2 separate regions of the Mus musculus genome follow, and region 1 is linked to region 2. The links are chromatin loops, found by intact Hi-C in ENCODE. Cell type or tissue: heart. All regions are shown on one strand.

What was found. A loop is a pair of places that touch in the nucleus more often than their neighbours do. Peaks named below come from ENCODE experiments on the same cell type or tissue, not always from the same donor. Only the 100,000 strongest peaks of a DNase experiment are listed, where the experiment ranks them.
Region 1: it touches region 2 in a loop (6-fold over the local background); 25 of 42 quality-filtered maps call a loop at or near these places.

Annotation. Positions count from the first base shown.
Region 1 is chr4:43,709,684-43,714,683 of GRCm38, reverse strand. No RefSeq gene overlaps it. Among named protein-coding and RNA genes, the nearest start is that of Olfr71, 5.6 kb to the right of the region's middle. In heart, a CTCF peak has its summit at 2,644 (motif pointing right); a DNase peak (open chromatin) is centred at 2,660; H3K27me3 peaks cover 290 bases.
Region 2 is chr4:43,628,381-43,633,380 of GRCm38, reverse strand. It overlaps Npr2 (natriuretic peptide receptor 2), which reads right to left and starts at 1,446. Exons shown (of 22, transcript NM_173788.4): 1 at 530-1,446. The coding sequence starts at 1,196. In heart, a CTCF peak has its summit at 3,023 (motif pointing left); DNase peaks (open chromatin) are centred at 850, 1,180, 1,840 and 2,960; H3K4me3 peaks cover 3,109 bases; H3K27ac peaks cover 2,001 bases; H3K27me3 peaks cover 993 bases.

The sequences.
Region 1 (5,000 bases), 81 kb before region 2:
GGAAGGAAGGAAGGAGGGAGGGAGGGAGGGAGGGGGAGAGAGAGAGAGAAAGAAAAAAGAAAGAAAGAAAGAAAGAAAGAAAGGGAGGAAAGAAGGAAGGAAGAAAGAAAGAAAGAAAGAAAAGGAGGAAAGAAGGAAGGAAGGAAGGAAGGAAGGAAGAAAGAAAGAAAGAAAGAAAGAAAGAAAGAAAGAAAGAAAGGGAGGAAGGGAGGAAAGAAGGAAGGAAGAAAGAAAGAAAGAAAGAAAGAAAGAAAGAAAGAAAGAAAGAAAGAAAGGGAGGAAAGAAGGAAGGAAGGAAGAAAGAAAGAAAGAAAGAAAGAAAGAAAGAAAGAAAGAAAGGGAGGAAGGGAGGAAAGAAGGAAGGAAGAAAGAAAGAAAGAAAGAAAGAAAGAAAGAAAGAAAGAAAGGGAGGAAAGAAGGAAGGAAGGAAGAAAGAAAGAAAGAAAGAAAGAAAGAAAGAAAGAAAGAAAGAAAGAAAGAAAGAAAGGAAGGAAGGAAGGAAGGAAGGGAGGGAGGAAGGAAGGGAGGAAAGAGAGAAAGAAAGAGTGAGTCAGATATTAGTAAGAATTCCAAGGAGCCAGAAGCTTCATGCACAGCTGCAGGGGTACAAAATGAGGCAGCTACCTTGGAAAAGAGCCCAGTAGTTCCTCAACACGTTAAAGAGAGAATTTCCATATGACTGCCACTCTGCTCCTAGAAGGAAAAGAAGCTCTGCTTCCCCACAATGTTCATAGCAGTATTGTTTATAACGGTCAGAAGATGGGCACAGTCCAAACTAATGAATAGCCAGTCAAATGGCACATCTGTAAGTTTAGCCAAGCATGACCCTGGCAGCACGTGTGTGAGGTCAAAGGACAACTGCGGGAGTCAGGTTTCTCTGTCTCCCACGGGTGTCCCAGCAATGGAAATCCACCTGCAGCCATCACCTTAGCTGAGGGGCAATCGCCCCCTTCCTGTCTTCCTGCCTCCCTCCCTCCTCAACCCTCCCTCTCTCCCTCTCACCGACCCTTTCTCTTTATTTTATATTGCTAGGGTTGGCCTAGAATACCTGGCAATCCTCCTGCTCACGTGAAGAGATTACAGACCTGGCTGTTACGGAATATTCGTTAATTAGCCTTCTGACTTGGTAACCTGCTTTTAACATAAGCCCTGGAACTCACTGTGTAGACCAGGCTGGCCTCGAATTCTCAAGAGATCCACCTGCCTCTGCCTCCCGGGCGCTGAGACTAAAGGAGTGTGCCACCATGGCCCAACTCACATTCTTTAGCTGGCTTTTCTTTCATGTTGATTGATTACTATTCTGTGGATGGAAAAAAAGTATCTATTCTTGTCCCTGTGTCAATCACTCGGCTTCAAGTCTTCTGCTTGTTTTGTCTTCTTCCGTGCTAATTCTTTGTTGGGTCCAGTTTTCCTCCTCCGGTGCTGACGCTCTTGAGTGCGTTCTGCTTCTTATTGGTCGGGTGTTTTCTCATCTAGTGTTCCCTACCTCTGACTTTGTGCCTCTTTGGGACTGTGATTCTCACACACAAATTGTCTCCCTGTCCTGGGCGCGGGGCCATCACCTGAGCTCTCCCTTCCTCCAGAGACCCTTTGGTCTCAGATGACAATGGCCTCCTGAGGCCCTCCCTGTCCTTGCCACGTCGCAGCTCCCTCCTTCTTTGGCTGTGGTTTCTCCCAACTCATCTGGTTACCATTTCCCAGGTATTCCTCAGTGTCTCTGGCCAGCTGGTAGCACTGTCTCTTGTTTTTCAGACTCTTTGGGAATCTCTTTGTTTAACTATGGACAAATTCTGCCTTCTACAGCAGCGCTTCAGAAAGGTTTCCAGTGTGGGGGCAGCAGTCACAAGAGCCTGTTCTCTGAACCAGAAGTTGGGACGTAGTTTTCTAATTGGTGAGTTTATTAATAGGAAAAGCCATCCTGCTTCATAAAGTGAAATGACATTTGAGGGTTTGCTTTATTGAAAATGACATCTGGAGCAGCTGGCTGTTTAGCTCAGAGGTAGGGCACTTGCCTGGCTCAAGCATCAGCCCTGCAAAGGAATGGGAAAAGAGAAAATGGTGCGAAATCATCATAAAGCTTAGAGAACAGGATCTGTCGGTGAGGGGTTTGAGAAACCGAGATATTTTTATTTTATATTTATGCATACAATGTGTCTTGATCACATCGCCTTCACACCCATCATTCGGAAGCTCGCTCTCTCTCTCTCTCTCTCTCTCTCTCTCTCTCTCTCTCTCTCCTCCCACCCCTCCCCCCTCTCTCCACTGGAATGCTGACTGATCTAGTTGGCTTGATCTTGCACAGGTCTTGAGCAGGTAACGACCACAGCAAGCTCATGAGTACAGCAGCCATGACATTTCTAGAAGACACTATTTTACATCCTTTTAGCTCTTCCTGGAAGGCTGGATTCTTTGGATGAGGATCGAAAATACATCTTTCTTCGAGGTTTCCTAATATTGAGAGACTAGTAGAGCCCCAGAGGCCATATGGACAGTCACCCAAGGATACCCAGCTTTTATGTCTATTTTGTTCCTAGATTCAAAATTCTTTCTGCCATAGTAATTAATCTGTCAGGGCCTGAGTGCCCCAGTCCAGGATTTTACTGGGATTCCAACTCCATTTTCAAAGAAATCAGCATTGGCTCGGTGGCCACCAGGGGGAGCCTGGGAGCTGGTCAACTCACCTCCCCAAAATAGGACTAAACAAAACAGCAGGAGGAAACACAGAATTCATTCACACACACAGATACTGCTGTAAATCACGCTGTTGACATATAAGAAGAGTCATGTGATCAGAACAAAGCCAAAGACATGTATTAATGAAGGGACAATGTCCATGCATGAGTAAACTTGATTTTTGTAAAGATATCAATCCCATCCCAAACCAGCCGGTCAATCACCAGAAGACCTTTCATGAAATATGACAAACTGATTGCAAAATTCGTGTAGGAAAGAAATGTGCAATAATAGCCAAAGAATTGTTGAAAGGGGCTGACAGGGCCAAGGGCTGGCTTACAGCAGCTTTTAAAGCTGTTCGTTTCCTGTGAGGTGACCACCACGGCAGTTATTGCAGTGTGAGGACAAGAAGAGGCATTCCTTTAGAATGGGCCAGTGTGTCCAAAAATAGACACACACGGACCTGTGAAATTAGTTATGACAAAGGCAACTTTTAAGGTCTGTGATAAGACAGTCTATAATAAATTCTTCCATAAGTGTGCAGACTTTACCCAGTGCAGAGAAGATACGGTCTGAAAAAGAGCCAAAGTGGAAAACAAGTTGAAAAGTCTGTGGAACAAAGATCACCATGAGTTCCAGGCTAGCCTGCACTAGCTACAGAGTGAGAGCCTGTCTCAAGAGAGCCACAATAGAAAATTTATCAGGAAAAAAATACTTTTAAAATGTATTTATAACTTGGGAACATGAACACACACACACACAATAGAGAAAGCTGTGTGCTCCAAATAATTGAATATCGATGGAACAAAATATAGCAGTAAAAGGTTTTTAAAAAATGGGGTGAAGAGATTAAGAACACAGACATGTGTGTGCAAGCAAAACACCAACGCACATAAAATAAAAAGGAAACAACTCTTTTTTTAAAATACAACAACAACAACAGCAAAAATCAAAGCCCAGTTCTAAAATGAAGCGGTGCCGTGGGGTTTGTCTGAGGCAGGGAATCAAGCCCTGTGTCTAGGAGAGAAGGGTGTGCTTTAAGCCGCACCCCACACACCTTAGAACGCTGTTTAAAGAGACCCCCTAAGCCACCAGAGGCATGGATCCTGGAAGCTAGGAACTTCAGTGAAGAGGTGTCACACTGATGCCATGAGTACAGGGAAAAGGGACCAGGTGGAGGCAGAGGATAGTGGTCACTGGCCACCTGTTCTGCACTGACCAAGGACAAGTGACACGGTGAATCATGGCCATCCTCTGCCTCACTAAATGACACTGGGCTGCCGCTGGACCTCTCTACAGCAATCTCTTGTCCATACAGTAGGTCTCGGTCGAGACAGTCTTCAAACACTGGCTCGTTCAGATAGCCAAAACAAGACAGTTTTGCTTGTCTCTCTATCCAGTAGCTCCCTTGTTACCCGCCCCCCAGATTTTATAATTTTGTAAACTCTTGATGAGAGATGACCCAAGACCCCTCACGCCCACCTGGGTGGGTCGCAGTGTTCATTTTTTTTTTTTTTTTTTTTTTTTTGCTCATTGTCCTTCAGTTTAATTTGTGAACTTATTCAAACTGCTTATGTAGTCATTAATTACGAAGTCATTCATTAAGCTCCTATCCACTCATGGATTTACTTGTGAGCATTCCTGGGCCAATTCTGGCTGGGGACTGACCTGCAAGCATGGTTCCTGATCCCCAAGTCACTTTCTCCAACTTCTTTTACACTAATTAAGCTCCCTAACTAGACTGGAGACTTGCTAGTGTAATTGGGTCTTTGGGACATCCTCCCTGAAGCACCCCAAAGTTTGTTAGCTGGGCACAGTTCCTCTCCTCTCTTTAAGTCGCCTTGGGGATTGTGCAATCCCTCGGCACACAGGGCACTTCGAACGGTGCCACCTCTGTTTGGCCCACTTGCTCCCTAGAAGGGTGTTGGCCAGCAGAGCACTGAGATCTGCCCAGAACGGAGAGCCCCTCCTGCCTGCAGTCAGCCACTGAGAGCCATCCAGCCTTGATCTCACCAGAATTCCACCTACTTCAGAGACTCCTGCGGGGTGCTCAGCCCTTAAAATAAGTCTGCCAAATTCTAAATGGTACACTTAATTTTATCAACTTGCAAACTCTTCATGAATTCCTCAATTTAAAAAAAACCTAGGCATGTTTCCAAGGTTTGGAAAGTCAGGCTGGAGTGAAAATTCTTCCAGGGATGCAGTGCACAGGTCGTGAGGAGGCCGGAGGTGAGACACAGGTTTGCATAGAGGAAGTGAAGGGTGGAGAGCCCCGAGGAACTACCGGGGCCTTGGCTTCCCACTCTCATTCACTGGGCCTCAGTTTC
Region 2 (5,000 bases):
GTGCCCTGGGGCCACATGGACCATCTGGTCCAAGTCAGAGCCCAACTCCAGACCCCAGAGACTGGCGTGATGACCCAAGCCCCTCCTTCCCCCAAAGCTGTGTTTGCTAGACTTCACAGCCCCCACGTCCCCTCCTGCCTACCTCTCCCTAGGCTCACAAGCACTTGTGCTCACAATTTTTGTGTGAGCCTTACCTGCTTTCCCAATCAAACCTGAACCCATAGAGTCATCTCTATGCTACCAAGAGGCTTTGTGTTCCAATCTAAGGGGTCTCTGCTCACAGACAGGTGCACATTTCAGATCAGACATCACCCACATCCACTACTCAAACCCCAGCCCCAGGCTCAGCCTTGCTGACCTCTGACTGATGCCAGGTTCTCTCAGGAGCTCTGTCCTCAAAAGTTCCTCCATCCCAACCATCACATAGAACTCTCCCCTTCCTATCTCTGCCTATTTCTCTGTGTTGCACTGCTCCAGGGACATAGCGGCCCACCTCCCCTGTTTCTAAAACAGCCCGGGCCACACTTACTGCGCCCGTTGGCTCTGATGAAGTGGGTGGCTTGCTCAGGGCCACCTGGCTCTCGGGCATACACCTGGTGCTGCACACTGAGGTTGCTGCCCTGCAGGGCCTCAAAGACGCCCTCGATGGTGAAGTAGTGGGGCCGGTCATCTGTGCGAGCATCCAGATACAGCAAAGCAGCCCGAGCTGTCCAATTGAAGTGCCCGTGCAATGTCACTACAAACTCACCCAGCTTGGGCGCAGAGGGGCCAGTGCGAACCAGGGTACGATAATGCTCATTCTTAGCTGCAAAGCCAGAGGCCACTGCCCCCGCAGTCAGGAGGGGAAGGCGCCAGTGTGAGGCAAAGCGAGCCACAGAGGCAGCGGGGTACACACAACCGGGGCCCAACAGAAGGTCGGGGTCATGGTACAGCTTGAGGTCCACAGCGCGCAGTGGTGCCAGGTACTCAGAGCAGGCGCCGTCTAGTTCGGAGCTGACAAACCGCAGGTCCACGGGCAGTGCCCGGCCCAGTGCCTCCACAGCCAGTGCCACAGCAGGACCCACCCGTGGCCAGGCCCAGGCATAGCTCAGGTTGTGTTCTGGCAGCACCACCGCCAGCGTCAGGTTCCGTGCCCCCGGAGGACGCACCCCACCTGCCAGGGCTGCCACCACCAGCAGCAGGGATGGCAGTGCCATGGGGATAGAGCAGCTGACCCACGGTCCCCCGAACCAGGGGCCGCTCTGGCCTACTGGGCAGGCACAAGCGCCACCCAGCCTGGAGCCTGGGGAAGAGGGCCAGGAAGAGAAGTGGGGGCAAGCTTAGTCGGCCCGGATACAGAAAGTGCTGGGGACCACGCAAGAAGAGGATGGGGGGAAACCTGGGTCGGGAAGGAGTGGGCTACCAGCCCACAGCCAGGTCCAGGGACTAAGGATAGGGTGGCAGAAGGAAGAAGAGACCAAGGGGGCCTGCGACCGGGATGAGGACAGTGAGAGGTGAAGTAGCCTGACAATTCCAAGCCGAGAAGGGAGGAATCTGAGCCTGGGATGGGGTAGGGACTTGGGGGAGGCTGGCACAAAGAAACGGCCCGGGGACACCTCACAGCTGATCGGGCCGGGAGAGCAAAGAGCTGCGAGAAGCCAGAGCCCCGGGCTGAGGTGGGAGGGCGCCCGCCGCGGAAGGACTGGGACATGGGCAGGCAGGGAGCGAAGCGAGGCCTGGGCCAGAGGGGAGGGAAAGGCAGGGGTGACTCTCCCAGTGACGGCTTCTCCCGAAGCTCCTGCCTGGACTAACGGGCCCGGGCGCTGGTCCCATCCGGAGCTGCGGCGGCCCCGCCCGTGTCCCCCGCTCCTCTCCGCTCCGCTTCTCCCGGGCCCGGCGGCCTGCGCTGCCCGCCGCTGCCTCCCGCCCCCCGCCTGGGCCCCCGCGCGCGCCGCTCGCTCGTCCAGGTCAGGTCGCCTCGGCCCGGCGCGTCTCCGCTCGCTGCGCCCGCGGCGGCGGCCGAGTGTGACTTCCCCGGCAGGCCGCCCGACCCCGCCCCTCCCCCTCCCCTCCCCGCCCGGCCCCACCCTCCGGCTGCTGCTGCCACCCCCACCCCTGCCTGGCGCCCAGGGACCTCCCAGTCCCCAAACCACCCGGTGAGCGCCCCAGGGGCTCAGCACCCCGGGCCTCTAGGCCAGCGAGGTTCATGGGCGTCCCCATACTGTAAGGGCCTTCCTCTGCTTCCCCCAAGCCCCTTGTGCACAGGACTGCTCCCATCTCACTCATGCCTGCCTTCTTCCCTTGACACCCCACTTTTCTTAGAGTCCATTCACTCAATCAGATTTCCGCAGATGCTCCAGTCTCCAGGAAACTGTCAGAAATCCCCAATCACTGGGTATCCATTTATTCCTGGGTAGGGAAAACTCTACCCATCTCCTCAACGCCAGAGTGCTTTTCCTCAGGCAGGAGGAAGTCAGACCCTCATGGCACCAAAGGACTCCATTCTTCTCGGATCTTTATGGAGTCCACGAGTCCTCCTCTTCCTGGGGACTCAACTCTCCACTCTGTTTCTGTCTCCACGGTCGTTCTGCTCTTATGCCTATTGGATCCATCAGCCATCTGTTCCCAGGGCCTTGTCCTTTTGTCTTCCTGAGCCACACTTGGTGGGAGCTTATGGACTGACTAAGCCTAACAGGCCTCAGCAATTAAAGTTCATTGTACCCCCACCTAGGGATCCACCTCACTCCTAAAATTCCAGGCTAGAAAGTTCATCCAGGTACCCCTTATCTGGAGTGCTGACCCCATCTGGAAGAACAGCTTGTGAGAGATGACATCATTGCAAAGGGAACAGCTATGGCACCTTGGGGAGTTCTCAAATTATCAAAAAGGACATGCACATAAACACATTCTCCTCCATGCCGACAGCCAGTTTCTCTCCCACTTGAAGCCACTTCTCCAGAAATCACAGTGCCAAGAAGCCAAAGGCTCCCCAGCAGAGACTGAGAGCTTGCAGGCTGAGGACAATCTTTCTCTGAGATGAAGGCGACCCCTAGTGGCTTGAGGAGAAATTAAGGACCGAGTCTTTTTATTCAGAGCCATGAGTTCTGGCTGCTGTAGGCTGGAACACGAAAGAAGCTAATTGTTTCAGCTCTTGCCTTAGAGGGGCACACAGCTAAAAACCCTGGTCCCTGGAGTGAACACAGAGGTCATAAGAAAGCCACATTGACAAGTGGCCCTGCTGGATGCTCTATCCAAATAGAAGCTTATGGGTACCCCTCCCCCCTTTAAAGAACACCGAGGGAAATGAATTCTTGCTCCAGGCTGTCAATCCTGTTGGTGAAAAGGAATTATGCTCTGTCTGGGCAATAAAAGGAAGAGCAGTCACAAAGGGGATGGACAATATGAAAAAGACACGACTCTCAGGCCTGTCATCTTGGGACTGGGAGACTGAGGTAGAACGACCGTGAATTTGAGTAGCCTGGGCTACATAGTGAGTTCAGAGACTGCCTGAGCTAAATAGCAAATGTCTCAAAAAAAATGGTTCCTCTCTTATTTATAAATATTTACTTATTTATGTATATTATATATTATTCTATTTATTTATATTTACTTATTTATGTATATTATTTTATTTATTTATTTATTCGTTTGTTTATAGTTACTTGTTTAGAAACAGGTACTGGGGGCATGGCTCATGCTGCTCTCCCACTCCCAGTGCTCCTCGCCTCAGTCTCCAGGATGCGGCAGGCACTCACCACATGCTGTTCTCCAGCTCCACACCAGTCAACCAAATCACTGTTCTCGCGAGAAGAGCAGAGCAGGGCAAAAATAACATAACATTGCCAACTCACAGAGCGCAGAGGTAGAATGGTTCCAGTCCACCTGCCCAGAAATAATCGAAATCGAAAGCAGCCGCCAAGAGACAGGTCACACAGTCGCGATCCCCACCCCCCAGCCCCCACCCCCGACCCTCTAATCCGAAATGGCTTTTCAGTGGTGGAACAGAAACTGGAAACCGGGTTCCCTGATTCCTAAGGTGAGGAGCCTCTTGGTAGAAATTCTGCTGATTCATGGACTCACAGTGTCTCGGCCACCAAGGCCCAGCCAAGTCTTTCAGGGACGCCTGTGGATTCCAGTGAGAGACAGGCACCACAGTTACCCGGGAAGCACAGGTGCAGCTGTGTCCATTATTCTCGGTGTTTAGAACTAGGCGTTATCTTAAGGATTAAACTTTCAAGCACCATCCAGTGTGCTTTCTTCCTTCCAATTAGCGGTGTGTCTAGACAGAAGAGGCCAGTCAGCAAAATTAAATGATATTTATTTATTTATTTATTTATTTATCGTGTACACATGTGGTTTGTTTTCCACAGGTATGTGCAATGTATGTATGTGTACAAAAAAAAAAAAAAAAAAACCAAAACCAAAACCAAAAAACAGTCCACACCCAGTGTTTTCCTCTACCATTCTTCACCTTATTATTTTTGAGATAGACTCTCTGACTAAATATGGTGCTCACCAATTCGGCCACACTAGCTGACAAGCAATCCAAAGTGATCCTGCTTCCACCTTCTCAGTGCGAGGATTAGAGGCACACACTGCACACTATAACCAGCTTTTGCCTGGGTTCTTGAATTGAAACTCGGGTACAGCAAGTTCTTATGAACTGAGCCGTCTCCCAGGCCCAGCTTAACAAGGTTTTTAATATCCGGTGAAAGGTTTTTTCTGTAATTTTGAAAGGAAGGTTAAACATATCATGACTGAGAGTCTCATGCTTTACTGCCTGAGCTAGCCTGGCATCGAAGGCATCTACAAGAGTGACCTTAGCCAAGACTCCTAGTAATAAGGGATATGGAACCTACATGGGCCATCTCTTGTATCCAGGCAAGACTTCCAGTGAAGGCATTGGGACTCCAACCCAGCCACAAAACCTTCTACCTGCAATTTGTCCTGTCTGCGAGGTGTGCTAGGGTAAAGGTGGCATATAACTTGTGTAAGTGGCCAACCAATGACTGGTCAAACTT